Regions from separate parts of the Homo sapiens genome. Here region 1 is linked to region 2. A link is an interaction called in ENCODE POLR2A ChIA-PET data of the cell type or tissue named here. Cell type or tissue: OCI-LY7. All regions are shown on one strand. Links, peaks and the distances in the headings refer to the core of each region. The heading gives the core; the rest is flanking DNA. Region 1 has its middle 82 kb from the start of OTOGL. Region 2 overlaps PPP1R12A (protein phosphatase 1 regulatory subunit 12A).

The links. Peaks named below come from ENCODE experiments on the same cell type or tissue, not always from the same donor. Only the 100,000 strongest peaks of a DNase experiment are listed, where the experiment ranks them.
Region 1: POLR2A ChIA-PET joins it to region 2 with 5 read pairs; 2 of 35 experiments call an interaction of 5 or more read pairs at or near these places.

Annotation. Positions count from the first base shown.
Region 1 is chr12:80,011,809-80,023,262 of GRCh38, forward strand. No RefSeq gene overlaps it. Among named protein-coding and RNA genes, the nearest start is that of OTOGL, 82 kb to the right of the region's middle. In OCI-LY7, for the core only: no CTCF peak of the experiment used is centred there; no DNase peak of the experiment used is centred there.
Region 2 is chr12:79,922,802-79,934,255 of GRCh38, forward strand. All of the region lies in intron 1 of PPP1R12A (protein phosphatase 1 regulatory subunit 12A), which reads right to left. Among named protein-coding and RNA genes, the nearest start is that of PPP1R12A, 6.6 kb to the right of the region's middle. RefSeq lists an enhancer at 11,116-11,454. In OCI-LY7, for the core only: no CTCF peak of the experiment used is centred there; a DNase peak (open chromatin) is centred at 5,450; H3K4me3 peaks cover 907 bases.

The sequences.
Region 1 (11,454 bases), core at 1,902-9,901, 89 kb after region 2:
TTTATTCCACTGTAATCTGAGAAGATACTTGATGTGATTTTGATTTTGAAAAATTTTTTGAGACTTGTTTTGTGGCCTAACGTATGGTCTGTTCTGGCAAATATTCTCTGTGCTGATGAGTAGAAGGTATATTCTGCAGTTGTTGGTAGAATGTTCCATATGTGTCTGCTAAGTTCATTTAGTGTAAAGTCCAATTTAAGTCCAATGTTTCTTTGTTGATTTTCTGTCTCAATGATCCATCTGGTGCTGTGAGTTGGATGGTGAGATTTCCCCCTATTATTGTATTGCTGTCTATTTCTTTCTTTAGGTCTAGTAATATTTGTTTCATGAATCTGGGTGCTCCACTTGTTGGGTACATATATATTTAGGGTTGTTATATCCTCTTGTTGAATTGACCCTTTTGTCATTATATAAAATACTTTTTTTGTCTGTTTTTTACTGTTTTTGATTTAAAGTCTGTTTCGTTGTTGTCGTTGTTAATGTAAGTATAATTATTCCTACTTGCTTTTGGTTTCTGTTGCATGGAATATCTTTTTCCAACCCTTTAATTCAGTCTAAATGTGTTTACTAATAAGGTGAGTTTCTTGTAAGCAGCATATAGTTGGATCATGTTTCTTTTTTATCTGTTCTGCCAATGTGTATCTTTTAAGTGGAATATTTAATTCATTTATGTTCAAGGTTAATATTGTTATATGAAGTTCTGTTTTTGACATATTGTTAATTGTTATCTACTTGTTTTATAAATCACTTGTTTCTATCTTTTTCTCTGCCTGTCTTTGTGGTTTGGTGGAATTCTGGTTTGTTGACATTTGATTCCTATCTATTTCTCCACTGTGTAATTGTTTTATATGACAGTGAGTTTTATACTTTTGTATGTTTTTATGATGGTGAATGTAGACCTTTTGTTTCCATGTTTAGGATACTTTTGAGAATTTCTTGTAGGGCTGGTTTAGTGGTGACAAATTTCTTCATCATTTGCTTGTCTGGGAAAGACTTTATTTCTCCTTCATTTAATCTTGCTGGATATAAAATTTGTGATTGGCAGTTTTCTTCTTTCAGCAATTTGAAAATCCCTTCCCATTCTCTTCTGGCTTGTAGGACTTCTGCTGAGAAGTCCATTGTTAGTCTGATGGGTTCCTTTTATAGTTGATGACACTTTTCTCTTGTTGATTTTAGAATTCTTTTTTTTCATCTTGACTTCCTTAGATTCCTTCTTCTGCCTGGTCTAGTCTATTCTTGAAGTTTTCAAAGGTATTTTGTAATTCCTTATATGATTTTTTTTATTTCTAGAACTTCTCTTCAGTTTCTTTCTAAAGATAATATATATCATTGATAAATCTTTGGTTTATATCCTGAATTGATTTTCTGATTTCTTTCTATTGGTTTTCAAGCTTTTAAAAAATTCACTATTTTGAGTTTTTTAATCTGGCAGTTTGAGGATTTCTTTTTTGTTAGGATCCATTGCTACAGAATTACTGTGTTCCTTGGGTTGGAGGGGGGTGGTGTCATAATACCTTGCTTTTTCATGCTTTCCATATTATTATTCTGCTTTCAGCACGACTGGAGAAATAATAGCTTCTTGTTTTTGAATTTACTTTCTTTGGGGCAAGACTTTATTTTTTGTCTTAAGGGTATGAGTATAAAGTAAGTTTGCTAGGACCATTTGACTTTGCCTCTGGGTGTGCTCAATGTGAAGACTCTGTATGACTTCCTAGGTTATAAACAGTCTTGGTGTTTTCTCAAACATCAGTTGTAGTAGTGGTATACTGGATGAGTGAGCAGGCTTATGACCTCCTGAGAGTGGCCAGGGTTTATGGGCAATAGTGGTAGCATAGGTTGCAAGAGCATCATTTTATTCTTGGGCATTGTGTACATGTATCAGCAGATATTGTAATGAGCTATGTGGGTCAACCTCCTGGCCAGTAGATGATGCTTTCAGGTAAGAGCCTGCTGCAGTGGTGGCAATAGGATTTATTCTTGACCTCTATTAACATGTGTAATTCTCAGGTGTCTCAGGTGATGGGTTGGGCTGTGGGATGCTCAATGATCTGGGTCCTGTGCTCTGTCTTGGGAGATTGGGCAAAGCTAGATGGAATTGGAACAGGGCCTGAACTTGGGCTCCCCAATATTGGGCATAAGCACTAGCCCTGACAGGGTTAGGGGGCAGTCCTCAGTGGCCTGGAGAAATGCTTGGGTGAGGAGCATAGTGGCTGTTGCTGTGCTGAGGTCTCAGTTTGGGGAAGAAAGAGTGGCCATAGTGCCATAGCCTAGCAGGTGAAGTGGGACCTTCTCTCCTCTTATGCCCCAGACCCAGCAAGGCAACTACCTCATCCCCACTGTGGCAGCAAGTTGGGACACTTACTTAGTCACTGAGGTTCGCTTCCAGTCAGCGAAGCTTCCCTAGGCTGTAAAACTCACAGCTCAGTCAAAACTGTGTTGACCGACCAACTCTCCTCCTGCTTCTTTCCTGTGAAGGATAGGAGCCTGGTTCCAGTGCCAGCAGCTGGTGCACATACTACACTAATTTCTCAGTTCTGGCTGTGGGAGCCAGTTCCCTGCTAAAGCCCCAGATCTCCAATCCCCAGCTCGAGTCTCTCTAATGCCAAGATGGCTACCACTGCTTCTAGCTTGCAGGATCCTGCACAGCTTGTTAGGAGCTAAGATCAAGAATGGCATCCTTCTATTGGTGCCTAGGTCTGGGAACATGTGTGGGACACTTCCTGGAGACATTCCTTCTCACAGTCTCCTAGCTGCCCCCAAGTTAGATCCAGGGCTTGGGAGTGTCCTGGTGTTCTCCTGTGACCTGGATTGCACAATTCCTCACTAAGAAGATGGATCACAGAGAGACACTCACTCATGCTCTCCTGTATTAGGGATTCACTTGTGGTTTTCAGCTGGACCCGGCCGTGTGGGGTGCCTGCCTACCTTCTCTTTCCAAGTATCTTTCACTTTTCTGTTGAACTCTCTTGTTCTTTCTTGGATAAAATTTCAAAGTGTGAATCTCTGTACACTATTTTGCTCCTTTCCTTTTTCCTTTCCTTTCCTTTCCTTTCCTTTCCTTTCCTTTCCTTTCCTTTCCTTTCCTTTCCTTTCCTTTCCTTTCCTTTCCTTCCTTCCTCTCTCTCTCTCTCTTTGTTTCTTTCTTTCTTTCTTTCTTTCTTTCTTTCTTTCTTTCTTTCTTTCTCTCTTTCTTTCTCTTTTCTGTTGAACTTTCATGTTCTTTCTTGGATAAAACGTCAAAGCATGAATCTCTATACACTATCTTGCTTCTTCCAAGTGGGTGAAGTGTGCTGGAAAAGCCTCTATTCTGCCATCTTGGAAAAGAACGCAAAACAACAAAACAAAACAAACAAACAAACAAAAAACAACCCTTTTTTAAAGAAGTCTACTAATTTTTAAAAACTAATCTACTAAAATTATCATTTTTTTTCAGCATTCTTTTCCAGCCTGCCTGTTCTTGTAGTTTTTCATCCTAACTCTTCCTGAGCTCCTGTGCTACTTTGATGTTAGTATCTCCCTGTTGATTCTAGGCTGGCTTTGTTTGACTGTTGCAAAGAGATGAGCAATGACATCCTAGGGTAGTGTTGTGAAAATAAGTGGGCATCATTACCAAGTTATCTGCCAGCCTTCCCCTGTTACTGCTTTTCAGTCTTCTTCTACATTAGGTTTCCATTTTACTCTCAATATCCTTCCCCCAGTTATACCAGGCTTTGACCTCAACTTCTCTCCCTAAGAGCTTCTTAACCTTTTGGTGCAAAGTTCTGGGATTCCTTAATTTCTATGTCATTTCTGTGACATCGTCAGAGTTTGGTTTTAGGGGTGGTAGCTTTGTTAATTTGCCATCTTTTCTGGAAAAAATAATAGATTATTTATAAAATAGAAATTGTATTTATCTTGTACTATAATTAAGATTTTCTAATAGTTATCAGTGCTATCAATTTTTTTTTTTTTTTGCTTTTTTCTGGGTACATGGTAGGATTGTATTTCCCTACACTTTTGCTGAAATTCAGTGTAGTCATGTGACTTGCTTTGCACAATGAACAGCGAGCAGAAGTCTATGTGTCACTTCCTCTGGAAGCCCATAGAGCCAGTGCATAATTTACCATTTTCTCTTTTACTGTCAGCCACGGCGATTAAACATGCTGTAACTGAAAGACTGGCAAACTTCTGTAAAGAACCAGAAGATAAATATTTTAGGTTTTGCATGCCCTATGGTCTCAGTTGCAACTACTCAACTCTGCCGTTGCAGTGCAAAAATAGCCATAGGCAATACATTAATAAATGAGCACGGCTATGTTCCAATAATACTTCATTTGAGACACTGAAATTTGAATTTCATATAATTTTCACATGCCACAAAATATTATTATTTTTTTTAAAAAGTGGTTTTAGCTCTTGGGTCATATAAAATCAGGCAGCAGGCCAGATTTAGTCCACAGGCCATAGTGTGTCAGCCCCTTTCTAGATAAACAGTACTTGAAAACTCTGATTCCCAGAGGGAGGGTAACATAGAGCAAAGCCCCCTACTTACCCACAAAGAATATTCGGTGTGTGGCAAAAAGGGGAAACTTGTTATTTTAAGTCACTAATTAAAAACCTAGCTCAATCTAATATACTAGCTCAATCTAATACACTAATTTTGTTTTTAAATTAGTGTAAACTAATTTAAACCTAGCTCAGTCTAATACACTAATTTTGTTTTTAAATGATAATACAGTAATGAATACCTAGAAGACAAAGGTTAAGGGAAAGGAAAAGAGAAAGAGGTGCTGAGAAAAAAACAAGGGGAGTTTGAACTGAAAGTTAAAGAGCTCATTAAAATTTTGACAGATCATCCATCTTTTCATCTGAACTCCGTATCTATAAATCCTGATTATCTGCCCATTTACACACTTAATAATGTATCTTTTACTCTTTCTGGGATGCTGAAATGTTGATCGCTTCAAATAATTTTTAAAAATTAAGTCATGGAAGTATTTTAAAAGTGATCTGAAAACTGCGTCAGAAAGTCAGGAAGGCCAAAATAAGGAGCTCTGTTAAGAGACATTCCATCAACAAAAATATCTCTTCTCTTTTCTGCCATGGCAACTCCAAAATAGTAAAGAATATGTAATAGGCAGTATCCTTATTTGAACCAGGATGCTGAGAATCGTGCAGGCAATAAATGTCTATTTTGGTGACAAGCAGGAGCATTTTATGAAAAGAGATTGTTCTGATTCTTTAGCTTTTGTTGAGCTTTCCCAATTGTGAATGGCAGAATTCCAGAGACACTCAATGTATCCACTTTCCAACTTATAATTGTATACTCACCTTGTGTATCTTTGTAATCGTTGGAGTCCTGATTCTAGCATGGTTGGTTGTGTTAAATTATCTTTTTCTTTGGACATGCCAGAGCAGGACAGAGAAGAAGATATTTATGGTGATACAGGTTGCACTTGTCAGAGCCTCCTGCCGTAGAAATGTTGGTGGGGAAACAGTCCTTATTTGATCATTTTTGGGGAAGGAAATTAAAATAAGTTTTGTACAGAGGCTCTAACTCCCTCAGGGCAGCTGAGTGGGAGAGAGAGAGTCTCTTTGGAAAATCCACAGTTTATTCTTCCAAAACAATGTAGCCTCTAAGAAGTCAGAAACATTTGGAGAAAGTACAGAAATGAAAAGCATTATTGTGTGAAGTTCAAACTCTCAAGAAAAAAAAAGGTGTTTTATAAAAAGCTCAGACTTTACTTTTTGCCTTGGAAATCCTGTGGACTACAATGATAGGATTTGTTTAAAATATTGCACTTAAATATTTAAATGTAGCAGGCCCTATGTGTTTGATTTCTTTGTTTAACTGATGCATAGTTTCCCAACTATGTAGTGACTGGTGTAAAGTGTGAGGCTGTTCTATATTTATGTGGTTCAGCTTTCCAGAATATTTGGATACTGGCCTTAAATATGTACAGTATTGTTCCCTTGCAGCAGTTTTTCAATGCCCAAATATATTAATGTTATATCCCCAAAGTCCTCTCTTCTGACAGATGGCTAACAAGGAAAAAAGTTAATTAAATTTGTTAAGTCATTTATGAAAAATATAGGGGCTTCCGAGAATTACAAAGCAAAGTTTCCATTCACTATGTGGGAAGTCAGATGCCTGGTAAATCTTTTATCTATTTGTGTTTTAAACAACTTTGCCTTCAGTATATGGATTTTGTGTGCAATGTCAGTATGTAATCTGAAGTAATTACAATAATTTAATAGCATGAAACACGGAACGGGGCAGTAAGAATTTTAAAAATAATGATTTAGCTGATTTTCTATCAGAAGCATTGAGAAAAAAATTTCTGAAGGAGAAAAAAGTGAAATGTTACTCTCCGGTGAATGGTTTCACACAGAAATGAATCTGTTGTCTAACAAAGATTTGGTTTTACTGGTGCCCTGTGGCACCAATACATTTTTCTAAAGTGTAGAGAGGTGAATGTGGATGCCACGGTCTGGTCCTGACCTCGCTAAATACATGGAATCTCTCCCTGAGGCAGACCTTCATTGGAGTGAGGTCAGCAACAAGAATTTGGCTTTGAAGAAATCGTGAATTGACAAGCAAGCAGAGAATCTGAAAGGATACATTTTCTACCAATGAAACTTTAATAATCCCCAGGAAGACTGTACACATTTTAAAATAAGTAGTTTTCACTCCTAGGAATTGGATCCCAGGGCAAAAGTGAATGAAAGGATATAAAATTAGCTTGAGAAACAAAAGAAGTCTAAGGAGAGTTTATATTATAAAGTGCATACTGGATTCTATAACAGAATGATCAAAGTAAACATGATTTTAAATGATACAGATGTTCCCAAGATACAAAGCATTCTGTGGTTCTAAGAGTTCTTAGGAGGCTGCACAGACTCTTATAGTTTAGATAACATGAAATAATGTTTCTGTGTATTCTATAGGAAATCATTAATCTAAACAATTCTGTACAGCTTCCTAAAATACTTTATCAACCCTAGAAGAATCTGTTTCTTAAAAGACTATGTTTTTTCATGATTATTGCTCTTAGTCTAATTTTAGAAAAGACAAGTATTATAGGCTAAACTATGTTCCTCTCAAATTCATATGTTGAAGCCTTAAGCCCTAGTACCTTAGAATTTTACTGTATTTGAAGATAAGGCCTTGGAAGAGGTGATTAAGTTAAAATGAGGCTTCTAGGGTGGGTCCTAATTCAATGTGACTGGTGTCCTTATAAGAAGAGGAAATTTGGAACACAAGGAAACACTAGGAATGTGTGTGCACAGAGAAAAATCCATGTGAGGAAATGGGAGAAGGCGGCCATCTGCAAGCCAAGGAGAGAGGCCTCAGAAGAAAACAAACCTGCTGACACCTTAATCTTGGACTTCTTGACTCCAGAACTCTGTGAAAATAAATTGTTGTTTAAGCCACCCAGCCTGTAGTATTTTGTTATAGAAGCTCTACCAAACTAATATAAGACACAATAATGCTTTACCTTTTCCCAGAGCCAGGAGATCTCTATTGGGAAGAAAATGAACTGTCATAGGGGAAATCTATGCACTTTTAGTTAGGCTTTTTGCTTTGTTTTACCTGGATACAAATCCCAGTATGATTTTCATTGAGAATGTTAGGATGAAGAGGTCAGGAAGCCAGATTTTTCAGACCACTGATATAGAAAAACTTTTCACTGCTTTATCACAATCCCAAGAGAAACCAATCAATACTTTTGATCTGAAATATGTGTCTTTCTGATAATCTGGTGTCAAAAAATGTCCACCTATCCTATACTAGCTTTAATATTAAGAAGATGTCCTGACGAAAAAAGTAGGAGGAAATTGGCTTTTATTTAACTGCAAAACATTAAAAATATTTGCATATTTTGGCATCATGGAGGGGTAGCCATTATTTGCATTTTAAAGGTATAGAAAGGAAAATATACAGATGTTAAAGTTTTCCTTGGTTACATAAGTCAAAATCTTTAGCAAGATGAAGACTTTTTCTTTTTTTTAAGATTTATTTTTGTGGACGTATGGCAGGAGGAAGCCCGATTAAGGCAGCATTCTGGAGAGGGTGATCTCATCTTACTACACATAAGATAGAATCAGAATGTGGGGTATGTCTAGAGCAGGCTCGGGGTTAGGATGGCCTTGCTAAAGGCTGTGGGGGAAGACTGGATTATCAAAAGCCAGAAAATTACCTATAGTTGGAATTACATTCAAACACACACACCAAATTCATGTTCCTAATCCACACATCAGAAGTCTAGAATCCGATGGGGTCGTCCTTCAGTAAGACAAGATGACACATCAGGCAAGCAGTGAAACCCAGGAGTTAGGTGGAAAGAACAGTGTCCCAAAGTAATCACAGTTCACAAAGGCAGGAATTGAAGAGCTAAGTTATAGCACAATCAGTTCACAAATGTGTACATGTAAGAAACATAAACTTGTATGTGACATTTCTATGATCGAAATTAATATCCATTTTGAGCACCTGTTGCACAAAGCGATGAAATGTGCTCTTAGTCAACTCAGGATTTCACCATCCCTTTTTCCAAGCTTATGGCCAATTTCAAGCACCTTTTATATACTATCAAGTGAGTGGCGTGAAGGAGATCTGAGGTTTTTACATCTGGCCTCAGTTGTTTTGACCAATTCATTCAGGAGTGTACTGAGATGGACATTATCTATCTGGTTCTTGTTTATCAATCCTTGCAAGTTGCTGCTGAACTACATCTTGGTCTTTAGAGAAGGAGAAATGTTTTGTTGCTAGTCTCCCCCATTAAGGGCTATAGGGTCTCTATGAGCTGTCTTATCTGTCTGCATATATGTACCCTGCAGCCAATATGACTCCACAGATCCTGGACTTCACTGAGCCCCAGAAGCTTAGACCTTATTTTCACGATTATTATCTGAGAAAGGGAACTCCACCACCCTCATTCTCCATTTCTCCTACTCTCCTTCCATTTCTCCTTCGTTTTGGGTAATGTCAGGGTATACGACTCCTCTAGAGGCCCAGAGTTCAAGTCCTTTTCTTGCATTTTCTGAGTCTCTTTCCCCCAGCCATTACTATTCTCAGATATGATTTCCATTGAGAGCCATAAACACTGCCCAGCTAATAATACGAGCTCCTAAAGATATTGTTAGTAGCATTTATTAATGCCTTCAGTTATTGTCCTCTACCCCAGCTTTATTAAGGTATGATTGTCAGATAAAAATTGTATTATATAATGTTATAAAATGACTACCACAATCAAATTAATTCATATATGTATTACCTTACATAATTACCTTCCCCCCTGTGCAGAACACTTAATATCTGTATACTCTAAGCAAATTTCAAGTATATAATACATTATTATTAACTATAGTCACTATGCTGTACATTAGGTCTCCAGAACCTATTCGTTTTATGACTGCCTTGTCTACTCTCTGTTTCTGTGAGTTCAACTTTTTTTTTAGATTCCATATATAAATGAGATCATACAGTATTTGCTGTTCTGTGTCTGGTTTATTTCATTTAGCAAAATGTCCATAATTTCGTCCAGGTTCACTCATGTTGTTGTAAATGGCAGAATTTTCTTCTTTTTAAAAGCTGAAAAATATTCTACATATTATATGAATGTATATATGATGCAACATTTTCTTTATCTATTCTTAGTCATCCATTGATAGACACTTAGGTTGTTTCCATATCTTGGCTATTGTGAATAATGCTACAATGAATGAACATCGGAGTGCAGATAGCTCTTTGAGATGATTTTACTTCCTTTGAATACATACCAGGAAGCGGGATGGCTGGATCATATGGTAGTTCTATTTTTAATTTTTTGAGAACCTCTGCATGTTTTCATCAATGGCTGTACCAATTTATAGTCTCACCAATAGCGTACATGTCCTCTTTGTCCACATCACCTCTATCACTTATCTTTTGTTTTTGTGATAACCACCAAGGTGTGAGATGTTGTCTCATTGTAGTTTTGATTTGCATTTTCCTGATGATTGGTGATGTTGAGTACTGTTTTTGTGACAGTGTCATACTTTTATGAATATTATAACTTTAAGATATAATTTGAAATCAGAAATATGATGCCTCCAGCTGTGTTTTCTTGCTCGAGATTTTTTTAGCTAGTCAGAATCTTTTATGGTTTTATACAAATTGTAGGATTATATTTTCTATTTCTGCAGAAAATGCTATTGGAATTTTGATAGGAATTACAGTGAATATGTAGATTGCTTTGGGTTGTATGAACATTTTGACAATATTAATTATTGCAATTCAAGAACATGGGATATCTTTCCATTTATTTGTGTCTTTTCACATTTCTTTCATGTTTTATAGGTGTTGGTGTACAGATTTTTCATATCCTTGATTAAGTTTATCCTAAGTATTTTATTCTTTTTGATGTTCTTGTGAATGAGATTGTTTTCTTAATTTCTTTTTTGGATAGTTTGTTGTTAGTGTATAGAAATGCTACTGATTTTTGTATGTTGATTTTGTGTCTTGCAACTTTACTGAATTTGTTTATTAGTTCTAACAGTTTTATGGTAGAGTCTTTAGGTTTCTCTGTTAGAACTAATAGACAATTTCAGTAAAGTTGCAGGATGTCTTCTGTAAACAGAGACCATTTTACTTCTTCCTTTCTCCTTTGGGTGGCTTTTATTTCTTTTTCTTGCCCAATTGCTCTGGCTAGGACTTGCAATACTATGTAGTGGAAGTGGTGAGAGTGAGTATCCTGGTCTTGTTCCTAACATTAAAGGGAAGCTTTTAGTTTTTCACTGTTGAGCATTTTGTTAACTGTGAACTTTTCACACATGGCCTTTGTCATTTTGTGGTACCTTCCTTTTATACTATCTTAGTCCTTTTGAGCTGCTATCACAAAATATGAACTGGGTAGCTTATCAACAATGAACATTTAGTTTTCACAGCTATGGAGGTTGGAAAGTTCAAGATAAAGGCACTGGCATATTTGGTATATGGTGAGGATTTGCTTTCTGGCTCATAGGTGGCAACTTCTCATTGTATCTTCACATAACAGAAAGGGTGACTATCTCTCTGGATCTCTTTTATAAGGGCACTAATTCCATTCATGAAGGCTCTGTCCTAGTGATTTAACTACCTCCCAAAGGCCCCACCTCCTAATACTATCACCTTGAGGGTTAGGATTTCAATAAATGAATTTGGGGGAAACATAGTTATTCATACCATAGCTTATACTTAATTTACTGAGGGTTTTATCATGAAAGAATTTTGTCAAATGCTTTTTATGCATCTATTGAGATGGTCATATGATTTTTATCCTTCATTTCATTAATGTGAGTTATTATATCTATTGATCTGTGTGTGTTGAATCATCCTTGCATCCGAGGGATAAATCCAACTTGGTCATGGTGTATTGTCCTTTCAATGTGCTGTTGAATTTGGTTTGTTAGTGTGTTGTTGAGGATTTTTGCACCTGTGTTTATCAGGGATAT
Region 2 (11,454 bases), core at 1,708-9,707:
GTAACACACCTGCACGTTCTGCACATGTATACCAGAACTTAAAAGTAAAAAATTTTTTAAAAAGTATTTTGTATAAACAATCATTTAAATGGCATGTTATTTTGAGCAAAACATAAGATTGCAGATAAGATTTCTAAGGAACAATCCTAAGGAATACAATGTGATGAGCGAGTAAAAATGTACATGGTATAGGCCAGGTGCGATGGCTCACACCTGTAATCCTAGCACTTTGGGAGCCCGAGGTGGGTAGATCACCTGAGGTCAGGAGTTCAAGACCAGCCTGGCCAACATGGTGAAACCCCATCTTTACTAAAATACAAAAATTAGCCGGGCATGATGGCGGGTGCCTGTAATCCCAGCTACTCGGGAGGCTGAGATGGGACAATCGCTTGAACCCAGGAGACGGTAGTTGCAGTCAGCCGAGATCACGCCCCTGCACTCCAGCCTGAGCTGCTGAGGGAGACTTCGTCTCAAAAAAATAAATAAATAAATAAATAAGATGTACATAATATTCACCATATGATAAAAAGTGGAAAATATACTAAATGTTCATCAGGAAAGGACTAGGAAAATAAATTCCAAGATGTATATGCACATGCACACACAATGGAATACGATACACTCATTAAAAGGGAAAATGTATATGAATATTCTTTAACACAGAAATGTTTCTTAAAATACATAATGTTTCAAAACTGGTTATAAACCAGAAAATTAGGTATGACCCCATTTATAGAAAATTACATACTTGTACAGAGATATTTAAAAGGATGTTAAACTTTTAAATGGAGCAAAGTCCAGTCCCGAAATTTTGGATAACATTTTATTTTTTACATTTGTCTTTAGTGTTTTAATTAAATAATTATTCTTAAACTTTTACAACTATTTTTATTTGGGATAAAATTCACATACAACATTAAACATACAAAAGTAAGCCATGTTTAAAAATAAAAAGGAGAGGCCAGGCACGGTGGCTCACGCCTGTAATCGCAGCACTTTGGGAGGCTGAGGCGAGTGGATCACCTGAGGTCAGGAGTTTGAGACCGGTCTGGCCAACATGGTGAAACCCAGTCTCTACTAAAAATAAGAAAAATTAGCCGGGCGTGGTGGTGGACGCCTGTAATCCCAGCTACTCGGGAGGCTGAGGCAGGAGAATCACTTGAACCTGGGAGGCGGCGTTTGCAGTGAGCCGAGATTGTGCCATTGCACTCTAGCCTGGGAGACAGAGCAAGACTCCGTCTCAAAAAATAAAATAAAATTTAAAAAAAAGGAGATGGGGATGACCCATATAAAAGCAAGACACTGAAGACTTAATAATTACTTATTAAATTTTCATGTATATCAAAAAATAATGGAAAACACTGAGAAGATCAACAATATAAAGGCATTTTAACTGTAAAAAATGATGGTTCAAAGAGTTAAACAGCAATAGGCATTTTAAAAGAAAAAATCTTGAATATGCTACAGAGTTCTTAAGTAGATTCCATGTACTTGGAAGGAATACAGAAATTGCTGAATATGTCATCTGTCCAAACCTTTTAAGAAAAACTGTAGAAATTAAAATATCTTTGAGAAAAACAATAGTTCTTAATGACATAGTGTCATGATCTAGAGCCAGCAGCATCACAACCTTTTTTTAAAATGTGAGACCTGGTCTCACTCTGTCGTTCAGGCTAGAATGCAGTGGCGTGATCACAGCTCACTGCAACCCCAACCTCCTGGGCTCAAGCAATCCTCCTGCCTCAGCCTCCTGAGTAGCTGGGACCACAGATGCGTGTCGCCATGCTCAGCTAATTTTTAAATTTTTTGTAGAGACAAGGTCTCACTTTGTTGCCCAAGCCAGTTTTGAACTCCTGGGCTCAAGCAATCCTCCCACCTCGGCCTCCCAAAGTGCTGGGATTACAGGCATGAGCTACTGTGCCAGGCAGCACCGAAATCTTTTGCAGAAAACACAAACATATACAAAAAAGACTATGTTCACAAACTATAACATTGACTTGTTTCATCAAAATCTAGAACACAAATGAACAGTACTTTAGGTTTACAAATTCTGAAGCATACTCAAATCCACACAACGTAAAGAGTTAACTTAAATCCAAGGTGACATTTATGATCATATTCCAGTTAAGAATAAGCTTTTTAGAAAATATCATGTAATCACGGATATTTATTAACCATGATGACTACATGATCCACCTTTATTCACCAGATGCATCTTCGAATGATATCATTTTCAAAATTTAAAAACTCTCCTGAAAGAAAAAAAAACTCTCAACACTGAGGATATTTTAAAAAAATGTTCTGGAGCTGAAACTCCAACAGAAAAGCTCTAGAAGTGTTCCATGCAAGAATATAAATATTCAAATAAGTTTATAACCATCTAAAACAATTTTGAAGGCTAATAAAATATATATAATTTGGGATGTTTATTACAAGTAAAGGTTGAGTGCATACGTGTACGTGTGTGTGTGTGTGTGTGTAACAGTCCATGAAAATATACTTTCCCACATGGTTATTAATCTTTAAGAGGGTGCCAAGTGACATCTCACAAAATGTATTCTCCTCTGCACTATGCAGTATTCAAGAAAATGACATGAGCTTTGTACAATCTTATGATTTTATTGTTAGAGGTCATGTTAAACTAAGAAAATAGTAATTTCAGCTCAAATGTGAGTTAAATCATCAAGTTAAAGTAAAGCTTTTTATTAAGTGAAGCTCTCTCTGCAGAATATCTCACTTAATATACATAACATTTAAATAGACTACTAAAAAAGTGACAGCTGAGGAATGCTTTCACTTCTTTCCATGGTTTCTACTGAATGTCATTTCAGAAATGCCTATACAACACATGACAATGTGGAATGTCTCCTCCCATGAAAGAGCATTTGAGTTGAGCAGCAAGCACACTTAGGGCAGTAACACAGAACTCAAGCGTGTCTTTTTATGGTTAGCCAGCATAACAATGCAAAGATAAACAACCAAAACACTAATAAGGTCAGAAAATACTGACATAGAGGGAGCCATAGTAAAAATGTTATTTGGAAAAAAAAAGTATCAGTAAAATAACAGAAAATATGCATTATTTCTAATATTACCATGCTAGAGATTTCTTTTCTTTTTCTTTCTTTTCTTTTCTCTTTATTGGTAGAGACACCGTCTCCCTATATTGCCCAGGCTGGTCTTGAACTTCTGGGATCAAGTCTCTTGCCTTGGCTTCTCAAAGTGCTGGGATTACAGGTGTGAGCCACTGCATCCAGCCTAGAGATTACTTTTCTAAATGAACACTCAAGGATTTGTTTAAAGAATTTTTAAACTAAGTTACATAAACTGAAGCGTCTATTGATAATCAGTAATAGATCTCATTTCAAAAATAAATCTAACATCCCAATAATTTTTTTCTTTAAGACAGAATCTCGCTCTGTCGCCCAGGCTGGAGTGAAGAGGCATGATCTCAGTTCACTCCAACCTCTGCCTCTTGGGTTCAGGCGATTCTCGTGCCTCAGCCTCCTGAGTAGCTGGGATTACAGGCATGCGCCACCATGCCTGGCTAATTTTTATTTTGTATTTTTAGTAGAGATGGGGTTTTGCCATGTTGGCCAGGTTGATCTCAAATTCCTGAGCTCAGGTGATCCGCCTGCCTAGGCCTCCCAAAGTGCTAGGACTACAGGCGTGAGCCACCATACCCAGCCACCTAATAAATGTTTTGATTGTAATAATGGCTACCTTTACATTGTAAGTATTATAAAAGTAAGTGGTTGATATAAGCTTTTTTATTAGGACATTTTAAAAGTTTGTCAGTGTGTTACACTTACCCAATTATTTAATATTCTATGAATTCTGCTCTTCAAAATATTAGTTTACATTGTGTCCAATTTTTTTTAATCATTAAATATTTATTGTGTACCTACTAAAACAAAATGCCGATACAAAAGGAGATTTAAAGAAAAAAAGAATCAAAGTCCCTACCTTAAGGGTATATAAGGGACTTCTTCCCCCCCACCCCCAGTATCCATGGTATGAAGTTTCCTACAATTTGTCTCTAAAAAGAATCAAATATGTACATGTACGTATGTATAAAAAATTTACTGTAAATGATTAAAAAAAACTAAAACAGGCTAAGTGCAGTGGCTCACGCCTGTAATCCCAGCACTTTGGGAGGCTGAGGTGGGAGGATCACTTGGGCCCAGAAGTTTGAGACTAGCTTGGGCAACACGGGGAGACTCTGTCAAAGAAAAAAAAAAATTAGCTGGAAGTGGTGGCACATGCCTGTATTCCCAGCTGATCGGGAGGCTGAGGTGGGAGGATCACTTGAGCCCAGGAAGGCTACAGTGAACTATGTTCATGCCACTGCACTCCAGCCATGGTGACAGAGTCTGTCACCCTGTCTCAAAACACACATACACACACCACACCCACACACACACCCAACAACTGAAACGATATAAATTGCTATTAGGGTAAAGAAAAATAAAGGTAGTTAAAAATTAAATTCTATGTCCTGAAAAAAGGAGTGTTTCTTGTTGCTGCTGATATATTCTGCACATAATGGTAAGTCAAAAATAATCTTGGCACTTCCTAAAATTTAGGACAATTTCGAATTCTGAGATTAATTTAGATACAGTACTACTGCACTTCAATTACCATAGAAAGGTCTTAAAAGTATGGGCTAGCTAAAACAAATGTGGATGAAGAAAAAAATTATATGTGTGTTTCACTTGATTTTCAGCTAATTTACAGAGAAACCTCCAATTACTAAACACCACCATAATGATGAAAAGATTTAAGAATATTTTCTTCTTCAGACTTCAAAGAAGATACCTGGCATAGGGTAAAGTTTGAGTTTCGGCATCAAACAGACCTGCATAAGAATTCCAGCTCTGCCATTTATTTTCTTGTTAACTTTGAGCAAGTGAAAAAGCATGTTGTGAAAATTAAACTATTGTTTGGAAAAGCACTGCTCCTCAATAAAACACTGATTAAGTCATGGCTACTACATATCTGACTCCAACTGAGAATAAACTTATAATTGTTGGAGTTCTTCAACCTTTCAAAGAGGTATACCAAAATGCCAATACCTCATCATCTTCTCAACCTTATTGTGGAGCCCCACAAACTTTCAAAAGAAGGGTGGAGTAAAAGATGGCAATTTTTTGCAGGCAGAGGCAATGAAAATAGCAACTTCATATAGTGTCAAGAAGTAACATGTTATGGTAGTAACAAAACAACGTTTTATGCCTCCCCCTATTAAAAGGTTTTTAAATAGTTTTCTTTTAAAAATCATCTAATAAGATTTTTAAAACACTTTTCTTATGTGAACTGTAATTTTTAAATGTGGTAATAACAAATGGATGATGAAAAACACTTCCTCTATTCCATCCAGTGTTTCTACCTGGCTATAGAAAATGCTCAGTCACAGCTTGCAATCATACTGTAGCTGAGGCACATGAAAGATGGTCTTGGTTATGACACCTCAAAGTCAGACCACAAAAGTGTTGCCAGGAAGCACAGAGGCAGCAACTACAGAAAAAGCATTAGAACAGCAGCAGTGTGGGCACTGGTGCCCTACCAGCACACCCCATATATGGCTAGGGTTGCCCACTTATTTGTAGGAAGTGAGGGGCCAGTTTGGGGTTGGGAGGGTTTTATTTGTTTGTTTAGGTAGGTTTTTAAAAATGGATTTAGGATGATTTCAATAAAAACTTTTGAAAGGCATGAGCATAAAGTGTTACAGCTTTTCTAAAAAGAAAACTATGCAGAGAAATATTTTACACTGCACATTCTTTTAGACACAAATTTTAATGCTCTTTAAAAGTTATCCAGTAGGTTCTTCCAAGATCTTAACATTCTCCATCAAAAAAAGGGTAAACAGTTACAAACTATAAACTCTTAATTCAGATTTTACATAGTAATCAAACTATTTGCTAACAAGCAACTCAAAATTAATTGCTTCCAGTCTCTTTTACACTTCACATCTTAAGAAGACTACACAAAAGTATTCCCTTTACTGACGAGAGGATCACATATTTTACAAAGATGCTTAAAATGGCTCCCTTAGAAGTAGATCAAATTTGTATTTTAAAAGCAAAAGGATTTCATATTAAACCTATCTGTAAGTCTGTCTGTTTTGGAAAGTAAAAGAAAAACTATTTTAAAATTCTAATAGCATAGAACATGGAACTAATTCTACTTTGTATTCCTCTAGAAGTGGTACCCAACCTTGGCATCAGGAACTAGTTTTGTGAATGACAATTTTTCCACAGATGTGGGTTGGGGAGTGGGGCCGGATGAAACTGTTCTACCTCACATCATCATCAGGAATTAGATGCTCATAAAGAGCACACAACCTAGATACCTCAGAAGCGCAGTTCACAATAGGGTCCGCACTCCTATGGGAATCTAATGCCGCTGCTGATCTGACAAGAGGTGGATTTCAGGCAGTAATGCTAGCTTGCCAGTGTGTCGCTCACCTCCTGCTGTGTGGCCTTGTTCCTCACAGGTCGTGGATCGACCTGTCCACGGCCCAGCGTTTGTGAACCCCCGCTCTAGAGGATCTAGCTCAGACTCTTACAAAGTGAGTAATTAATTAGTGACTCAACTGGATATAATATTTTTCTACCACTTAACCAATATCTAGACTGCTTTAAAATTTAATAGAAAGGAGGTCGATATTAAGAATTTTTTAGGCCGGCCACAGTGGCTCACACCTGTAATCCTAGCACTTTGGGAGGCCAAGACGGGCGGATCACTTGAGGTCAGGAGTTCGAAATGAGCCTGGCCAACATGGTGAAACCCCATCTCTACCAAAAATACAAAAAAAATTAGCCAGGCATGGTGCCACGCACCCGTAATCCCAGCTACTTGGGAGGCTGTGGCAGGAGAATCACTTGAACCTGGGCGGCGGAGTTTGCAGTAAGCCAAGATTACACCACTGCACTCCAGCCTGGGTGACAGAATGAGACTCCATCTCAAAAAAAAAAAAAGATTTTTTTAAAATCTCAAGATATTAAAATATATTGAAATCTACAACAAAGTTTTTAATTTGTTTCATAATCACACAAATTCCATTATGTGCAAGAACAATACGCTAAGTATCTGATGCGAAGGTTTCAAAAATATATCTCACAACATAAAAATAACTCTAAAACTTCCTATTGATGAGGTAAAAAGATAAAAATTCAATAAACCTTTAGTGAGCATCTACTATGTGCTAGGCTCTGGAAATACAAAAATTGTGGAAGATTAGGTCCTCAGAGGCTACAAGGGAAGACAAACACAAACACTATTCAGTAAAAAGTGTTTTTATTGCAGGAGAGGCAGAATATAAGGTACAGTGAACACCCCAGAAAAGAGAATGTGAATCTTGAACAATGACTAGAATTTTAATTGGCAAACGAGGGAGAGAGGATAAAAGGCATGGCTAAAGGCATGGAAATAAAAAATGTAAAGATCTAGTTGAAACGTAAGCAAGTTAACCAATTTCTATAAAGGATACAACACAATGGAGATGTATCAACCATAAGCTAAATGATAAAATGTACTATATCCAAATTTAGAGAGAGGAATAACACCATCAAAATGATACTGTTCAAAGATTAATATGACAGCAATATGCATGCTAGATTAAATAAGGGAGAGAATAGAGGCAGGAAAAACAATTAAGCTATTACTATACTCTAGGGATAAAAATAAGGCTAGGTGCGGTGGCTCACGCCTGTAATCCCAGCACTTTGGGAGGCCGAGGCAGGTGGATCACCTGAGGTCAGGAGTTCGAGACCAGTCTGATCAACATAGAGAAACCGCATCTCTACTAAAAATACAAAATTAGCTGGGCATGGTGGCACACGTCTGTAATCCCAGCTACTTGGGAAGCTGAGCCAGGAGAATCGCTCGAATCCGGGAGGTGGAGGTTTCAGTGAGCCAAGATAGCGCCATTGCACTCCAGCCTGGGCAACAAGAGCAAAACTCCATCTCAAAAAAATAAAATAAAATAAAATAATAAAGGTATGAACTAGGTTGCCAGTAAAAAGTGGCAAAGAAAAGAACTGATGCCAAGGTAATTGTAAAGAAAAGACTGAGCTAGAAGACAGACTGGATTATGCATAGACAAGGGGAATGAGTAAACAATAACTAAAATGTTTAACTTGATTCTAAAGATTAATACATCATTAACAGAAACAGGAACATCAATGAGAAGAGTAGACTTGATGAAGAAAGATAGACCTGTTTTAGGTTGAATTTAAAGAAATTCCTGACGATGTAAAATTGTCTTACCACCAAATTAATAATACTTTTAAAATAATTAGTTAAAAAGGATGCTGGTAAAGTCTAAAGATAAGTATCTCTAATGTTAACGGATAAACGTAAAATTATAATACTGAATTGCAACTATGAAAATCTATATTTGAACAATAAGAAATCCTTTGAAGAAATCACAAAGGTTAACGTGAATACAGTAGTTGCCATTCTATGGCAAAGGGGGTGAACTTGTATTTACTATATTACTACTTAAAAGACATTATTAAATATAAAATTACAATACATTTAATATTTCATTTCAAATCAATACATAACCCCAAAAAATGGAAATGAGGCTTGGAGCTTTGCAGAAATGAGGGAACTGTAAACTGACTTGGAAGTCACTGGCACAGAGGAAAAAGAAAAGATTTTAAGGCTAAAATCAACAGGCTAAACTCAAAACTGCTGGAGAAAAATCTCAGCCCTGTATTTTATGCACACCAGTATCAGTAAGAATCAGCAATAAGGCATTCTATATATAACTTTATTAATCTCCTTAAATCTTTACAAAATATGCTAAAATAGAGATATAATCACATACTGTAAAACTCTACCAGGTAGCTATAAAATCAGAAGCTGATTATTGCCCCATTGGTAATAATGAAATTCTACTCTAGACCTCGGTTCTAGAAAAACCAGAAATTTGTATCTATGGTTAACTTTGTGCTGTTTTGTAGCTTTGGGGGTCAGGTCCTGGGTAGAGTGGGTGGGGGAGAAAGGCTACTCTGGAGACTAAGATAGGAAATTTGACAAGAAACGCTGCTTTTTCTTCTATACAGAGGACACATTTCTATACAAAAAGAACAGCTGAAGACTGGATATCTTTTATAACTTCTAATGAGGTAGCACATTCAACAAATTAATAAACCTTTAAATATAAGCTCTTTAAAGTAAAAGCAAAATATTCGATTTTCAAAAGCATATTTGTGGGTTGTGATGTTCCTAAAACTTTTCTCTTGACAATGAAATTTAGAACACTTGATCAAAACCAGAAAGTAAATGAATATTCAAAAAACAATCAACAATTAACCCCGTTATACATTTTAGGTATTCTACGATCTTTTGAGAGGTTAAAGTTTTAAAGAACTATTCAAGGACTATTAAATCAGTGATTTTAGTTTTTACAATTAAGTATGGAAAACAAGCTAAGTTCAAGAGATTTCTTAAAGGCTTAAAATTTTCTTGTGTGTGTGTGGTTTTTAATTTTATTTATTGTCTTTCACTAACTGTTGTCCTAAATTTGCCCAAAGTGAACTCCCTGTTTTCATAGTAACAATGGGAAAAAAGTACAAGAGTTGATAAATAAGAAATGAGAGTGAAGAAAACATAACACAAATTTTTAATGCTTGATATTTTAAAGACTTTGGCTTCACCGATTTAAGGCATTTGCAGATATGGAAAAATGTTATGGAAAAGGGGAGGCGGTTGGAGATTATCGGGTCAAACCCACACTCACAGTGACAAAAAGTGACAGAAAGATATTACGCAAATGGAGTAAATTTAGAAACTTCTGTTTGTCAACTAAAACAAAATACCCAATAAAGATATATCTACACAACACCAAACTGACCACTGAATTCAGTTAATCAGGAAGACATTGGTAAGTCTGACAATTCTTGTAACGTGTGAATATTGAGAGGAGAAAAAAAGATCTTAAGAAGGCAGTTAAATGTATTTTCTCTTCCTCCCTAAACCAGTATCACAATAATGTAAATATCAAAACTTTTCGTCTTCCTCTAAGCCAATACAACTGGGTTCCTCCACAACAATAGTAACTTTAAATTTCTATTTGACAATTTGAATAAAACATATTGATGCGAACCATTATCCAATTATCCTGACCTCCTACAGTAATAATCGTCTTTCAAAATCTGTTTCACACTAAAACGTGTAAAGTACACTTGAAAGAAATTTGAAGATTCATCTTATATAATTACATTATCATTTTTAATGCCAAAAGTTTCCTTCATTCTCAACACCATGGTTTTAAAATTTTACGAGTTATGATATGCCTTAAATAAACTTCACCCAAATAAAAAGTTTGCTATGCATTAGAGAATCTAAATTAATGAAATTGAGAAAGCGCTAGACACCCTGCTATATTTTTACTGGGTGCCACATTTTTAATTCCATATTTGTCCTGCAATGTGTCAATCATTTCAATATATCCAGTCAACTTTGTAAACAAAGGCTATACTCCAAGTCTGATAAGAGAATTCCATTACACAAAATTTAAAATGGTCATCACTCCCTTAAACAGTAAGCAGGACAAGGAAAAATGTCACTACACACCTTTTTTTTAAAAGGCATCAAGTTAATATTCATGAAATATAAAGCCTTGAGTTTCAACCTCCCAAACAAGTTTTTACTACAACATTATTCAAAATAAGGCTATGCATCTTCCACACACAACCAAGGCAACTTTGAGATAGCTTACAAGTCTTTTCATTGTTAAGGGGAAGCTATCGCTGCAAAGTCATTTTCTATTACAGTTATTCCAAGTTGCCCGCTAAGAAAATAGAAAAAGCCTATGTTTTGTCACCTATTACCGTCACTTAAAAATTGCTTTTTATGCATAACTCTACGTGGTTGTGTTGCTTTTGGCCTGTTAAAGGCAAGGCAACATTATCTCTGGATTGCCAATAGTTTCTCCTTATTTGGCTAACATTGAGAGATCCCAATCAGACTACTATAAAACTTTAATATGCACAAAGCATCCATTTTGAGAAAAGTTTGTGACCAGCTTTCTTTTTTCCCAACCCCAAAAGAAAAACCAGAGCTTGGTAACCGGCTTTGAAAAGAGTGTCCCCTATTTATTCTTCTCTTTCTAACACCAGTGCACACCCGAGGACCTGGGGCTCAAGGATCTCTGACACTGCGGCAAACTTCGAGTATCAGACTCAACACGTTCCGGTCCGGAGGTGGGCAAGCCCTTTAGAGGGCTTCCTTACTCTACCCACTTCCATCCCCTTCCTTTCAGCCGGTGCAGATCAGCTAATTACACCCTGTTTTCCCCTCCCCAGTGACCAAGAGTAATAAATGAGAAAACAGGAAATCGTTCGTTCAGGGCACTCGGCTTAGGGCTCTAGATTACTATTATTATCATCATTTGTAATCAAGTCCTAAAAAGTGCAACAAATCCAATGCCCACCTACAAGT